3 separate regions of the Mus musculus genome follow, and all the other regions are linked to region 2. The links are chromatin loops, found by intact Hi-C in ENCODE. Cell type or tissue: left cerebral cortex. All regions are shown on one strand. Each heading gives the region's core, and the rest is flanking DNA. Links, peaks and the distances in the headings are about the cores only.

What was found. Peaks named below come from ENCODE experiments on the same cell type or tissue, not always from the same donor. Only the 100,000 strongest peaks of a DNase experiment are listed, where the experiment ranks them.
Region 1: it touches region 2 in a loop (2.1-fold over the local background); 8 of 42 quality-filtered maps call a loop at or near these places.
Region 3: a loop joins it to region 2, with 2.1 times the contacts of the local background. A loop is called at or near these places in 12 of 42 quality-filtered maps.

Annotation. Positions count from the first base shown.
Region 1 is chr9:119,105,784-119,110,684 of GRCm38, forward strand. Dlec1 (deleted in lung and esophageal cancer 1) reads left to right here. Exons shown (of 37, transcript NM_177117.5): 2 at 19-169; 3 at 4,318-4,428. Among named protein-coding and RNA genes, the nearest start is that of Dlec1, 5.7 kb to the left of the region's middle. In left cerebral cortex, for the core only: a CTCF peak has its summit at 1,947 (motif pointing right); a DNase peak (open chromatin) is centred at 2,003.
Region 2 is chr9:119,337,004-119,341,904 of GRCm38, forward strand. Myd88 (myeloid differentiation primary response gene 88) reads right to left here and starts at 3,015. Exons shown (of 6, transcript NM_010851.3): 1 at 2,629-3,015; 2 at 1,573-1,707; 3 at 1,003-1,183; 4 at 751-842; 5 at 332-507. The coding sequence starts at 2,956. The coding sequence ends at 353. It overlaps Acaa1a (acetyl-Coenzyme A acyltransferase 1A), which reads left to right and starts at 4,291. Exons shown (of 12, transcript NM_130864.3): 1 at 4,291-4,682; 2 at 4,822-4,901. The coding sequence starts at 4,512. In left cerebral cortex, for the core only: a CTCF peak has its summit at 2,724; DNase peaks (open chromatin) are centred at 2,763, 3,041 and 4,238; H3K4me3 peaks cover 2,272 bases; H3K27ac peaks cover 2,099 bases.
Region 3 is chr9:119,400,093-119,404,993 of GRCm38, forward strand. It overlaps Acvr2b (activin receptor IIB), which reads left to right and starts at 2,086. Exons shown (of 11, transcript NM_001313757.1): 1 at 2,086-2,505. The coding sequence starts at 2,454. In left cerebral cortex, for the core only: CTCF peaks have their summits at 1,852 (motif pointing right), 3,102 and 3,385; DNase peaks (open chromatin) are centred at 1,516, 1,906, 2,329, 2,734 and 3 more places; H3K4me3 peaks cover 2,659 bases; H3K27ac peaks cover 2,324 bases.

The sequences.
Region 1 (4,901 bases), core at 296-4,295, 230 kb before region 2:
TTGAATGCCCATTCGCAGGCGCGAGCCATCTATAAACAGCGTCTGGATGAAGCCGCCATGTTGGAGAGACATATCATGCAGGCCCGTGCACGGGATATTGCAGAAACAGAACACACCACCAAACAGAGCAGACTACAGGTTGTGGAGACCCCTGTCAAACTGCCCCCAGGTAGGTGTGAAGTGTGTCTGTCTGTCTGTCTGTCTGTCTACCAGCCTACCTCCACCTCTGCAGCTGTTGGTATTGTACTATATTCACGCCACTGTTCTGTTCTGAACATCGGCAGAGAAAATTGCAGACCTGACAGCCCAACCAGTACAAAGCACTTCAGTGTGCATGGTCCCACACGGCCAGCATGTGACTCTCTAAGCCATGGTGCAACATCGGTCCCTGACCCAGAGATCTCATTTAGGTTCCAGCAGCCAAACCATAGCTTCCTCTCCTCTGACCTTTCCTGTCAAACTTGCCAGGTAGGCTGGGCTGGCCGGCCAGTGAGCCCCAGGAATTTGCCTGTCTCCATCTTGCAAGTGCTTTTTCAAAGAATTATTTATTTATTTTAGGTATATGAATACACTGTAGCTGTCTTCAGACACACCAGAAGAGGGTATCAGATCCCATTACAGATGGTTGTGAGCCCACCGTGTGGTTGCTGGGAATTGGACTCAGGACCTCTGGAAGAGCAGTCAGTGCTCTTAACCGCTGAGCCATCTCTCCAGCCCTCTTTCTTTTATATTCAAACGTGGTAGAGGGGAAAAAAAAACCCCAGATCATCTTTACAGACATCCATCTGGTCCCTGCAACTCAGGGCAGGCCAGGCAACCCCAGGGCACATTTCCCATGTACAGAACCAATGATGGAGACAGCCAGCTGCCTTTTTTTATCCCAGGCACAGAGCGCCTCTCCCTGTCACAAGGTGAGGAACCTTTCACTGCTCCATATGGGTGGACGGCTTGTGTGCTCATTCTTGCTCTTGCTGGCCACTGCTCTACACTGGCTTCTGCGGATTGGAACAAGCAAGCAGCTCCTCGCAGAGCTGTGCTCGGTAGCCATAGGGTCAGTGAGGCCTTCCATCCCAGAAGGAGGAAGACCATCATGAGGGCAAGGCTTTTACAGGTCCAGGTCGGGTATGGAAAGAGACTCTTCCAAGATGTGCTAGAGAAACTGACTTGGTGAGGGCTAGAGAGAAGGCTCAGTGGAAGAGCATGGCCCACTTTTGCAGAGGACCTGAGTTCAATTCCAAGCTCATAACCACGGATAACTCTACCTCTGGCCTTTGTCAGCATTGCTCTCCCTACCTACCCCATCAAGGCATGCACTCACATGCATACACATACACACATATGTGAACACACATGCACATGTGCATACATGTACGCACATGCACATACATGTATACAAACAAACACACAGCTGCATACACATACATACACATATACACACACATGTATACACACTCTCTTAAAAATCTTTTTTAAAGCTGCCTTGAAGATGTGCAATGATATGTGTGTAAAATATTATATAGGAGTCCATTAGTTTCTACGCCAGCTTGAAAAACAAAGGCCAAAACCCACCATGACCCCCGCACCCTGGGAGGACGGAGAAGAAAGTTTGAAAGGAGGACTGTCCTTCCTTCCTCCTGACATGTGGTCATCATTAAACCTCCTGAAACTAGGCTGGATGGTATCCATTCCACCCAAGTCTTCCTTACCAAAGGAGGGGTCGGGGCCATCACTTCCAAAATCGCACCTTCTGTAGTTCCAGGATCCATCAGGAAAGGACCCCAGGGAGTTCCGGAAGAAGAGACCATGAGGCCCAAGAAGTAACTTGTGGGTTATTTACTGGCTATCAGGATTTTTGTCCACTGATTGACCGATTGAATTTTAGTTATCTATACATGTGTATCTAGATGGGTCTATGCACATGAATGTAGTTACCCACAGAGGCCAGAAGAGGGTGGCAGAGCCCCAGCAGCTGGAGTCCTAGGCAGTTTGTGAGTCACCAGACATGTGCAGGAACAGCAAGCTCCCTTAGCCCTGCCATCTCTCCAGCCAGGCTATTTTGGAGCTGCCTTCAGATGACGTACTGCTTTCAGGGATGCCAACTGCTATTGTTCATGGAGGTTCCCTGGCCTTTCCCTCTTCAGCCCTTGGATACTTTGTACTCAACGCCCTCCTGTTTGCCATGCCCAGAGCAGTTTCTGCTTCAAGCTCTGATTGTTAACTGTAGGCCAAATCTCCTGATCCTTGTCAGCACCCATGAGGGCAGATAATATTGCTCACTTTGTCACCTTTATCGCCGGATGCTGGGAATCGACCCCAGGGCTTTATGCATGCCAGGCAGCTACTCTACCAACTGGGCTGCATCCTGGTCCCTAGAGGAACTTCTAACACAGCACAAGAAGACTCCCCCCATACATAGCATTATAGATTTGTGTAAACACAGACTGTAACACGACGGGTGCATTCTCTCTTAAAACGTGGGCTTTGCGTGGTGGTGGCATGTCAGCGGAGGCTCACTGTTGGCAACAAGCGTGCTGTTCTTGGGAAGACGACAGTAACAGATAAAGCTACACACGCACAGGGGCAGAGGGACATGGAAACTCAGGCCTTCTCAGTTTGTGTGCAAGTTTTTAACTACTCCAGAGTCCAAAGCTAGCAGATGGCTCAGTGTGTAATGCCTGGCAGACAGAGTTCAAACCTCAGGACCCGCTGATAGGAGGCCAACTGACTCCTGCAAGTTGTCCTCTGACCTCCACACATGCACCGTGGCACCTACAGGCCCCCCACAGACACGCACTAAAAAAACAAACACATGTAATTAAAATGCAGCGAAAGTCTGTTTTAACAAAACCATCCTCCTCACATCTGCCAGAATAAGATCACACCTCCATTATGTCACTTGCCAAAGGTACCCATTTCTAGTTGGTGTTTCTAGACAATAGTGTTATAAACCGTATATAGTATATATTAATTATATTGTATGTTATACAACATGATATGATATATTATAAAATATATCATGTGTTGCATGTTACATATTATATATTACATATTATATATTATAATGTGTGTGTGTTTACTATCTTTTTTTGGGGTCATCAATTGCAAACATCAACTTCCACTCAACAGTATAAGTGGCTTTCTCTGGTGTGTCATTAGGTCGATGTGAGTTGGGTGAAGCTATGGTTATTGCTTGCTATAGATCAGGCTCAGCTATTCTCCATGTGGCTTTTATGCTGGTGTCTGAGATGAAGAGACAAGGAAGTTCTTCTCTGCTGATGTCCAGAGTTCACCATACCAGCACATCTCAAACCCTTGCCACCATGATTTGGCCAAAGTGAAAGGCAAAGAGTGACACTGTATTGCTGCAAGAGTCATAGGGACTGCCTAGCAACTCAGAACGCTTGCCTGGCCTGAGACAAAACACAGGCTGCCTTCCTAACAGTGAACAACCTGAGACACCCCCACACACCTGCATCAAGCTACATGTACACCCCACTCCAAACAATGCAATGAATACCACCACCCCACCCCCAACAATAATTCCCTGTTGCCATATATGTCTTGGAACATGTCCAAAAACTAGAGGGAGCCTGAGCCAATTTCAAGGTCCATGTATGGTTAAGGGAAACTGTCCTCTAAGTGAAATTTTACAGAAAATTTCCTATGGATCATCTTATTCATAAGCATAATTAGGCACACAGATGTTTAAAATCAGATGCATCATGGGAAAGGACATGGACAAGAAAGGAAGGCTTGTATAATCCACATCTATCAACGGAAACCGAGACCCACTCACAGGTCACCCCCTGGCCACCAACTCCTCCTCCTGGACTCCACAAAAGAAGCCCTAAACAATAGGCAAGGCCCTTGGGTGCTCTAAATCAGGGAGCCCTTACAGTGTGGGGCGCCCCGTCCCTGTGTCTCTCTGTCCTTGCAGCTTTGCTGTTTGCCTGTGCTTTCCAGTTCTTTTAATAAGATGCCTGGAACCTGGAAACACTCAGGGCTAGCAGTTACCCTGTTGCTAGTGGCATTGGGAGGGACAGATGTACACAGAGGGCGAAGAACTGGGGCTTGCGTTGCATCTACCACACTTGATCTCATGCCACCACGGACTCCACATATGGTACCACTTTACCCCATTAAGGCCACGCACAGCTTGGCCCACTTGTCAGCTTCGACTGAGGGGCTGAGAAATCATTGGTTTCTTAAGCCTTCACCACAGGACTCTAAGAATTCACCTGGGAAGTGTAGCCTTGGAGCTGGAGGCATGGGTCCCTGGGTCTGCCTTAATTACCTTTGTCCCCTTCTCTTCCGCAGTGAAGACAGCCTTCAGGTGGTGTCTAGACAGCAAGTTAATGCGAAAACATCACTTAATCTCTACAGAGGATTACTACACTGATCCCGTGCCGTTTTGCCCAGCACCCAAAGGTAATCTATCCTCACTCTGGTGGAGCTCCGGGGCATGCCTCCCCCCCCACCCCCACCCCTTGCAGCCCAGCTCACCCACTCCTGCTGCAACTTAGTTTCTGCTACTTAGTTACTCTCCTGTCCCTTTATATAGTTGTTATCTTCCTTAGTTCAGTTCCTTCAAGACAAATATTCTATCTCCACCATGTGGAATTTGATGTGCCCGGTTGGCTGCTCAGCAGTCAAAAAAAAAAAAAAAGTTTAGATGTTGTTGAATGATCCAGCAAAGGAAGGGCAGGAGACTCAGATCAACAACCAATCAAGTTCCTGAAGCCCGAGGAGAGGAGAAGCTTTTTCAAACATTGAGAAGAATGGGCCAGAGGGACAAAGAGGGAGGAAGGGGAAAACAAAGTGGGGGTGGGGGCAAGCTGTGATGCTGGGCCCATTTCCTGTAACCAGGAAGGCAAACCCTAAGAGCAAAGGAATGGAAAGCC
Region 2 (4,901 bases), core at 656-4,655:
TCAGCCCACACTGGGTCTCCTAGGATAGCCAGAAGAGTGCCTCACTATTTCCCTGCCTGATCTCCATATCCTGTTTCTCAGGAGGAGACCCTGAGGCCAAAGATGTCTGAGATGTAGCTCAACTAGTCCTTCGCTTAGACTCATGCAGCCCTGATAAACACTGTCCTGGCTGGCAACCCGGCAAGTCATAATGTCACTTGCAGTCACTGGTTCCGTAAGGACTTGAGAGATGACATCTGGCTACTGTAGATGTCTAGGGATAGACGGACCACAAGCTCCCCACTACAGTGTCAAAGGAGGCAAGCGGAAGAACACAGACAGACTGACATACCTAGGGCTCCCAGGGTCATCTTCAGGGCAGGGACAAAGCCTTGGCAAGGCGGGTCCAGAACCAGGACTTGGTGCAAGGGTTGGTATAGTCGCATATAGTGATGAACCGCAGGATACTGGGAAAGTCCTTCTTCATCGCCTTGTATTTAATAGGAATCAGTCGCTTCTGTTGGACACCTGAAGGCCAAAGGGTGTGGTATTAGGACCACGTGGGGCCCTAGGGTGGGACAGGCTCAGTCCCTAAAGCACGGGCTAACACCAGCTCTCCACCAACCAGGTATCCATGATACATATCCACTACATAAGGAAGTACACAGGTCCGTCCTCAGAGATCTGTAGTGCTTTGGTTTTGCATTCCTGGACTATCATCCTAAGGCTATATCTCTACTCTCTCTTTGACCAAAGCAGGCCTAAGCTTACCTGGAGACAGGCTGAGTGCAAACTTGGTCTGGAAGTCACATTCCTTGCTCTGTAGATAATCGTCAGAAACAACCACCACCATGCGGCGACACCTGAGGGAGAGTGGCACTGCGGTGACTTCCTTCAGAGGATGGGGTCAGGAAGGACTACATTACCCAGGCGGGACAGAGCCCAGCTAGCAGGACAGTCCTTGCATCTGGACCTCTGGGTTTCATGCATTCACCCACCTACCCTCTTAGATGTTTAACCAACCTTTTCTCAATTAGCTCGCTGGCAATGGACCAGACACAGGTGCCCGGCAGGACGTCACGGTCGGACACACACAACTTAAGCCGATAGTCTGTCTGTTCTAGTTGCCGGATCATCTCCTGCACAAACTCGATATCGTTGGGGCAGTAGCAGATAAAGGCATCGAAAAGTTCCGGCGTTTGTCCTGAGGACAGGGGACAAGGGAATCAATCAGCCTCTGCAGAAGGCTGGAAGGAGCCCAACCTGGAGTCTTCCATCAAGGGAACCTGGGCCTGTATCCATATCAAAGCAATGTCATATACATGCCCTCTCTACCAGTGAACAGATAACTTCCTCCCAGATGAAATCCCGGTTAACTATGATGGAGGCATGCCATTAAAGTCTCAGAACCACTCTGGGAGAGGACTGCCATTATTCCCATTTCTTAGATGGGGAAACCAAGGCTCAGAATGAGCAGCTTGCCCAAGGTCCCAGGTCCATCCATCTGCTTCCGGTATCCATGCCCTCTGCAGGTCACATGTTTGAGGCTGTGGCCCACCTATTCTACCTAGGGGCACAGTACTGGGCCCTTACCTAGGGGGTCATCAAGGGTGGTGATGCCTCCCAGTTCCTTTGTTTGTGGGACACTGCTTTCCACTCTGGCCACCTGTAAAGGCTTCTCGGACTCCTGGTTCTGCTGCTTACCTAAGTATTTCTGGCAGTCCTCCTCTGTGGAGAAGAGAAGGGTGTAGAGGCTCCTCCTCCCACCCCATCCCCGACACCCCCGCCCCCCATGCCCCAGGTTGCTGCTGTACACACACTCAAAATCCTGAATTAGTTTAAAGAGCCTACTTGGGGCTGGCGAGATGGCTCAGCCGGTAAGAGCACTGACTGCTCTTCCGAAGGTCCTGAGTTCAAATCCCACAACCACCCATAATGAGATCTGACGCCCTTTTCTGGTGTGTCTGCAGGCAGCTACAGTGTACTTATGTATAATAATAAATAAATGTTAAAAAAAAAATTTAAAAAGGGCCTACTTGGGCCGAGCCTTCCCCAGCCACTGGTACCATGGATGGCTCTACAAACTAACACTTCCTTTTGGACTCTCCCAAAATGAGCATCTGAGAGGACTCCAAAGTCAGCCTGCTTCTCTGAGCCTTCCTCCTGCCTTCCCTTTCTAAGGCTCTAGAGAATGGAGCCAAACTGGGCATCTAGCAGGGCACAGAGCAATCGGAGCAGAGGATTGAATGTCAGAAGGGCTCAGGCACCCAGTTAGTGCTCAATGAGAATGGTGACCCCCATCTAGCAAGGTGTACCTCACTGTGGGCGGGGCGGGGGTGTTGTGCTGAGTGCCAGTGAGTGATGGAAGGGGTCCTCACTTGTCCGGTTGATCCTGACACAACTGAGATACCGCGAGAAAAGCAGATCTTGACTCTTGGTACAACTGAAGGTCTTTGCCTAGGCTCTTTCCATCTTTCCTCAGGGTTTTTGACCCCTCTCCCAATCCCTACGCTGACCTGCATACTGACAGAAAATTCGACTGTCACTCTCTTCCTCCCTAGCGCACCCCAGAAAAAAATGAACAAGATTAATATGCCAAGGCTAGCCTCGTTGATCCTTGGCACAAAGCCAGGAAGCACGTTTCCTCACCGATGCGCGACTTCAGCTCCTTCAGTATATCCTCACGGTCTAACAAGGCCAGCAGCTCTAGCAGCCTGCCGACAGACGCGCCAGAGCGCCCCTGCCAGGCATCCAACAAACTGCGAGTGGGGTCAGGGCGCGTTTCCAGCTCTCGGATCTCCAAGTACTCGAAGCCCATCTCCTCCGCCAGCAAGGTCCAGTCGGCCGCCACGGGCGTCCGAGGGTTCAAGAACAGCGATAGGCGGCGCCTCACTCCCACGTTAAGCGCGACCAAGGGTATGGAGAACATGAAGGAGTCCAGGGACCCGGATCCCACGCGGGGGTCTCCCGCAGACATGGCAGGCAACCCTGGGCCCCCGGTGCCGTCCAGTACGCTCGCCTGTGGAGTTTCCTACTTCCCTTAAGTCTCCTGCCAGCCCCTCCTTCTTTCGCTTTCCGAGAAGCTCCGCCCTTTGCTAGAATCTAGACTACGGGGCCAGAACTACCCAGCCTAAAAGTCAACCCACTTGTGCTTCTAACGTTTGCTCACCTCCCCTCGAAGGTGTGAGAATTTATATAAACCGCCTCTGGCATCTGCCTTGGCCCACCGATCAAGGTGGATGGACTAGGCGATCTGGTAGTGGTTATTATGCATGGTTAGCTCAATCAGCCTTGTTTAGGACTTGAAGGAGTTACAGCCCTTCTGTACAGTAATTTATATTCTGGTAGTAGGGAGGGAAGAGACAGACTGGCTTCGGAAGTAGTAACCCGAAGGCTCAGTCTACCTTTAGCTATCTGATGTCACTTGTGACTCTGCTTTTTAAAGGGGAAAGCCCACGACCTTGCCCATAAATTGGCATTTAGGGTATCTTGTCCTTTGTTTTCTGAGACAAACAGCACTACCTTCCCGGGGTCTGCAAAAAACACGCGGAACCTACCACCTTACTCTTTAACGTTGGGTCTAGACCCAAGGAAGATTTTTTCGTTAATTCACTTGGTTAATCTATTTAGGTGTCAATCTCCAATACTGGGTCTCCCTCCACCCTCCACCCCCATCCCCGGGTTTAGTAGAATTCCTAGGGGAATGTGGGCACTAATGGCACTATCCCAAACAAACGTAGATCAACAGGCTTAAGACGAGTGGGGCACGTTACAGTTAGAACCTGCCTGCCGTTCAGCACCTTAATCGGTTCTTCACACCAGCCCGGAACCCAAAATTACTTTGTTTTCTGAGAGAGCTTCTGTGACAGCCAACCCGGTTGGGGCTTAACTAGGTGCCTCAACATTTTCTAGGTCCTCAGTTCTCGGTTTTGGGACCCGGGGCTGAGCACAGCAAATTTTGATGGGAGACAAGGGTCTTCTCGGGCTAGCTCAGCAGAGAAGCCATGGGCCGGGCTCCGCCTTCTACGCGGCTGCGCGCTGAGCTCAAGGGGAGGGACTCCCTTGAGGCTGAGTTCATCCTAGGAAACCAGAAGTTTGGGAAACCTCCTTCCCCAATGTCTACAAAAGGTTGTGCAAACTTGGAAGTTTCCAGTCTGCCTTTCAAGGAGGATTAAGAGTGCGCATTACGATTGGCTTCCGTAGGATTGGCGGGCGGGGCTTTGAGTGGAGAGAAAGCGTCTTAGGACGGGCGTTGGGCGGGACTCTGGGGCAAGGGGTGAGTGGGCGGCCCTCAATCAGACTCCCCTTAATCTAATTGGTTGTACCTAGGAGTGGGCAGGCCCTCTAAAGACCCCATCCTACCTCTCGCAGTATCATTCTACCGGGGTTGTGATCCCCTTTCAGGCCTTGCGACGTAGAAGGCTGTCCTGCGCCTGCGCCCGCGCCTGCGCCTGCGCCTGCGCCTGCCATCATTCCTGTTCCTAAAGCTCTGCACCCAGAACCTAAACGAGTAGGTAGGACCCACCTCCGCGATGCATCGGCTGCAGGTAGTGCTGGGCCACCTGGCCGGCCGGCCCGAGTCGAGCTCCGCGCTGCAAGCTGCGCCCTGCTCCGCTAGGTTCCCGCAGGCCTCGGCCTCCGACGTGGTGGTGGTGCACGGACGGCGCACCCCCATCGGCCGCGCCAGCCGTGGAGGCTTCAAGGTGAGGCCCCTCGGGCGGGCGAGGGGAGCAGAAGGCGGCCAGCGCGGATGGAATTCTGCCGTCGGGGGTCCGGTGACCGCAGAGTCCCCGGGCGGGGATGCGGGAGCTGGGCTCACCGCTGCTGCGCCTCGCCCTGCAGAACACCACCCCCGACGAGCTTCTGTCGGCCGTGTTGACCGCGGTTCTCCAGGACGTGAGGCTAAAGCCTGAGCAGCTGGG
Region 3 (4,901 bases), core at 296-4,295, 63 kb after region 2:
TCAGAAATCTGCCTGCCTCTGCCTCCCGAGTGCTGGGATTAAAGGCGTGTGCCACCACGCCTGGCCTAATTTTATTTATTTATTTATTTAGTTAGTTAGTTGTTGTTTTTTTCGAGACAGGGTTTCTCTGTATAGCCCTGGCTGTCCTGGAGCTCACTTTGTAGAGCAGGCTGGCCTCGAACTCAGAAATCCGTCTGCCTCTACCTCCCGAGTGCTGGGATTAAAGGCGTGCACCACCACGCCCGGCCTAATTTTATTTTTAAGTGTATGTGTGCACACACGTGTGCATGCATGTGCATGCACACAGAGGTGTTTGTGGAGATCAGGAGAGGAAGTCAATGTTCTTGAGGTTGGAATTACAGACACTTGTGAATCGTCCAGTCTGGGTCCTGGGAACCAACCAAATCCAGGTTCTCTGCAAAAAGAGCAAGTGCTTTTTACCGCTGAGCCATCCAACCCCAGAGTCCCATCTTTTAAAAAGTCACCTCAGTTACCATTTAGAAAGGGTGCTAGTACCATAGAGATGGCTCACAAGTACTGGGACCTGATGCCAATCCTTAGGATTTGAGTTTGATTCCCAGCTCCTACAGAGTGGAAAGACAGAACCAACTGCAAGTTGTCATCCAACCTCAATGTGTTCATGCTCTCTCTCTTCTGTCTCTGTCTGTCTGCTTCTCTCCTTAACACACACACACACACACACACACACACACACACACACATGCATGCACACATACACATACAAACACACATATAAATAAGTAAAATATAATAAAAATCTTAAAAGAAATAGAAGATACACTTAGCAACGTGAATGGACCCTAGTGACATCTAAGGAGCCCCTCAGCCCTCTGCTGTTAAAGCTGCCCAGATGTGAGATGGAGGGTGCTGGTGGCACGGGGCATATGGAAACATATGACTGTATGTTGGATGCACATAGATACAGGCAAGAGAGCACACACACAATCAATCAATAAACGAACGAAAAATAGGAAGAGTCACAGATGGACTGCGAGCTCGAGGCCACCTGAGGATTACATAAGGAGAGGAAAAAGACCACATTTAAGAGCAAAGGTTGTCAGACAAGGTGCAGACTTCTTGGGAAGCTGAGGATCCCTACCTCAACACCAAAGCCGTAGCAGAAAGAAACTCTACCCAAGTCTGGAGGACTTCAACACCGTCATTTTCATAAGGGAAGTCCGAGGCTCGAGCAAATGAAATGACCCAGGCTGGGGGGGGGGGGCGGCGGGGGGGAGCGTCCTTCCTCCTATGACCCACTGCTCTTGGTGAGGCAGGAGGTAACTATCCGAGGATTCCATAGCATTTTTTTCCCCTGAGTAGTGACTGGCTTTTCCAGTGTAGCTGGGAGGCCGATTGCTCTCACACTCTGATTGTGTAACATCTGAAATGGAGGGATCTGGTGTGTGTGCGTGTGTGAAAGGAACAGAGGCATGTTCTGAACAGATCTTTAGAGGTGGGAGGAGTGCTGAAGGTAAGATGAAGGATGCTGGATTGCTGAGGATCCTTCAGAAAGCAGGTCGCCAACAGTTCTTTCCCACCTGCAGCTGCTCTGTGGGTCCTCCTCTGCTTGGAGATAACTGTGCGTGCGTTGTGAGGAACTGCTGTCAATTCAGACTTCAGCGTTTTCCTGCCAATTAATTAGCCCATAAATGGGAGCTGGAGGGCAGAGGTCCTAGGTTATGGGGACCAGGAGCTACCCACTCACTCAGGGGTCCCAGAGGAGCGTGCATCCCGTAGCGTGGGCTCCATAGCACGGGGCAGGAAAGCACCAGCCAAGTTGTGGGCAGTCCAATCCCACCAGCTCGGAGAGCGCGCCCCGCCTAGCCCTAGAGTCTGGTGCTGCAGGCGCGCTGTCTCCAGAGGGCGCGGGCTGGGGGGCGGAGCCTCGGTGTTGTTGTTCCTCTCCGGCCCCGCCCCCAAGGGGGGCGCGGACCACGCGGCCGGAGGGCCCGCCTCCCCTCCCCCTCCCCGCCCAGCTCGCCCGCCTCTTTGTATCCAACATCCGGGTTTCCCCGCTGGCTCGGCTCCGTGGCCACCGCTCAGGAGCCATTTTGGACTCGGTTCAGGTCCCCTCCCCCACCCCTCCCCCGTTCATGGCCCCTCCGGACTCGGCCCCTGCGCCCGGGGCCCGGGCCCAGCCCCGTTGCGCCATGCCCGCGTCGGGCGCGCCCTGGCCCGCGCCCCGCCGCCGCCCCCCGGCTCCCGCGTCGCCCCATAGCCCGGGCCGCACTGCGCGCCGCCCGCAGCGGCCCTGAGCCCCTATCTCCGCATACTGCCTGGGAACCGAAGCGCAGAAGCGCGCGCTCCTGGAAGCGAGACCCAGAGAAGGAGCGGGAAGCAGAGCGCAGCCGCCGCCGGGCCCTGCGCGCCCCGGGAGCGCAGCGCGGCCCTGCCCGCGGGCTCCGGGTGTCCGCGGGGCGGCGCCGCGGAACATGACGGCGCCCTGGGCGGCCCTCGCCCTTCTCTGGGGATCGCTGTGCGCCGGTAAGGACCGGGCGCGTCGTGGGGGTGCAGGGACCTGGGGCGCGCGGTGTTTACCAACAAAGGGCGGCCCCGCGGCCTCGGCGCCGCGCCACCTGCCTGGGATCGGGGTCGCGCGGGGCGCTCTGGTGCTTGCGATCTTAGAGGCGAGCTCGCCCGTGCGGTTCCTCTGCGCGATTCTGGCTCGCAGAGGTTCTAGGTGATGGGGGAACCTGGAGCGTCAGGGTCGGGGTTCAGGTTCCGCGGGTGTGCGGACCCCAGGGATAGAGCGGGGAAAACCTAAGCGTGGGGAAGGCGGCCAAGCGGGGTGGGCATCTAATTGGGGGCGGCTGGGTTGGGGCTGCTCGCCCCTGAGAGTCATAGGTGTCGCAAAGCGAAGCGGACGGCTTTCCATAGCCCGCCCGGAGTCCTCTGCATCCCGTCCCGCCACTCCGCGTCGCGATCCTCATGCGAGTGGCTCCTACCTGCGCCCGCTTTTCTTGCAGCGGGCCGCAGATGCGCCCTCGTGGGACCGCTTTTGTTTTGGGCAACTGGGAGTGGAGAAGGGTTGAAGAGGCGAACCAACAGGTCTCAGATCGCTTCGGCCGGCACGTGGCGGGCGTGAGTGACCCGCGGTCAGCTCGCAGCCGCCTGCGGGCTGTGGATAGCTGGTGCGCGTCTGCTTGGGACTAGAAGGTGTGGGTGTGTACGCACGAAGTTGTGTTGGGAAAGCGCTTTCTCCCCCAAAGCCTAGGCACTGATTTCTGTGTCCCGATGGTGCTGAAGCGTGCTCAACTTTGTAGGAGCTCCGGGGCGGGCTTAGGGCAGTTCCAGGAAACGTGGACAGTCGGGCATTAAGACTCCAGAGAAAAGATCGTGGAGATTAGGACGGCTGGTGCCCGGTGGCTGGGGCTCTGGGTCCTGCGCGTCTTTGTTCCCAACCCCCATTACACATGCAGCTCGGGTCCCCTGCGGCCCGAGGTGGCAGCAGCGCGGAGTCTGGGAAACCCGCGAGGGGCGGGGCCCGGAGTGTAGGGAAGGGCTGGGATCCCCCTTGCAGCTGCGGGGGTGGGTATCCCAGATGGTCATTGCACCCCCTCACAGGGATCCTCACTTTCAATCTTTTCTATTACAAGGTAGTGAGGGTTAGCTGTTAATTCCGACCCCGAGAGTTTTTGCACGAGCCTGGGTGCGGTGGAGCATGAGTGTACGAACCAGAGGGCAGAGATAACTTCTTTGCTACCCGAGCCCACTGTTGGGAAGCGGTTTCAGTGCTGTCCTGGAGTGGTAGAGGCAACGCGGTGCTCAGGGTGAACATTTTGTTTCTTTCTGCCACTCCCCGAAGTGTTGCTCCAGAGATTTTTCACCCCAAGAATGAGAGCCTGGAAGTGATGGAAAACAGTGGTCTGCTCCGGGGAGGGCGGCAGCAGGCTGACCCCAAGTTATAGGACCAACCTCTAGTCGGCTCTTGACTTACTGGATTTCTGCACCTGGACATGTATGTGCCTTGCCTCTTTTAAGTTTAGGTTTGTTGAAAGCATTGTCTCAGGACCGTTCGCCTCAGACTAGAAGTCTGTATGTACATCACTGCTCCTGTTTGTTCCAGTTTGACCTCACCAGTCACTTCCCATTTGGAGGGGCAGAGTGAGAGTGGATCCCTGGTACCACATTTGCTGCACTGTTTGGGGGAGTGCATAACGGAACACAGAGGCACGTGTTCTGACTCAACCTGTGGTTCTGCCTTTGGGGATAGAGTCACCTGTGTTGTGGTGGCTGCTGCTTTCTCTTTTGAGGAACTGGAGGAAAACTTTGAAGGGTTGGGGTAGAGCTGGCCTTCCTGTGCCTCTGGCTTCAGAGATCTTTCCTTCATGTTTCTGGCTTGATATTCGGAATTACTCAGCTCTGTGGTAAAAAGGAGAGATCTGTATATTGGTGCTGCCAGCGGGAACATGGGCTCGACAGATATATTCAACTTAAAAATTCCCAACAGCCCTGTTAGTAAAAGAAAGAAATAGCTGTGTCTTTAGTGTTTTCTGACTGCTTTCATACCGCAGGACTGGGTGGTTCAAACAGCAGTGTGAGGCTGGAGAGATGGCTCAGTGGTTAAGAGTGCTTGCTGCTCTTGCAGGGGACCCAAGTTCTAGTCCTAACACCTGAACTCTACTTCCAGGAGGGTCCCCTGCTGTCTGGCTCCGAAGAGAGCAACAGGCATGTGTGTGGATGGACACACAGACATAGTTGCAGACAAACACTCCTGAGATAAGTACAGTTAAAGTAGCCATATGTATTTAGAAACCAGCAGTGCTTATTTTAACATGGTTCTAGAAGCCAGGCCAGGGTGCCTTAAGAGAGCCAATCCTGCAGTCAGGATCCCACCCTCATGGTCTAATCCACCCTTACCACTCCCTAGAGATCCCACT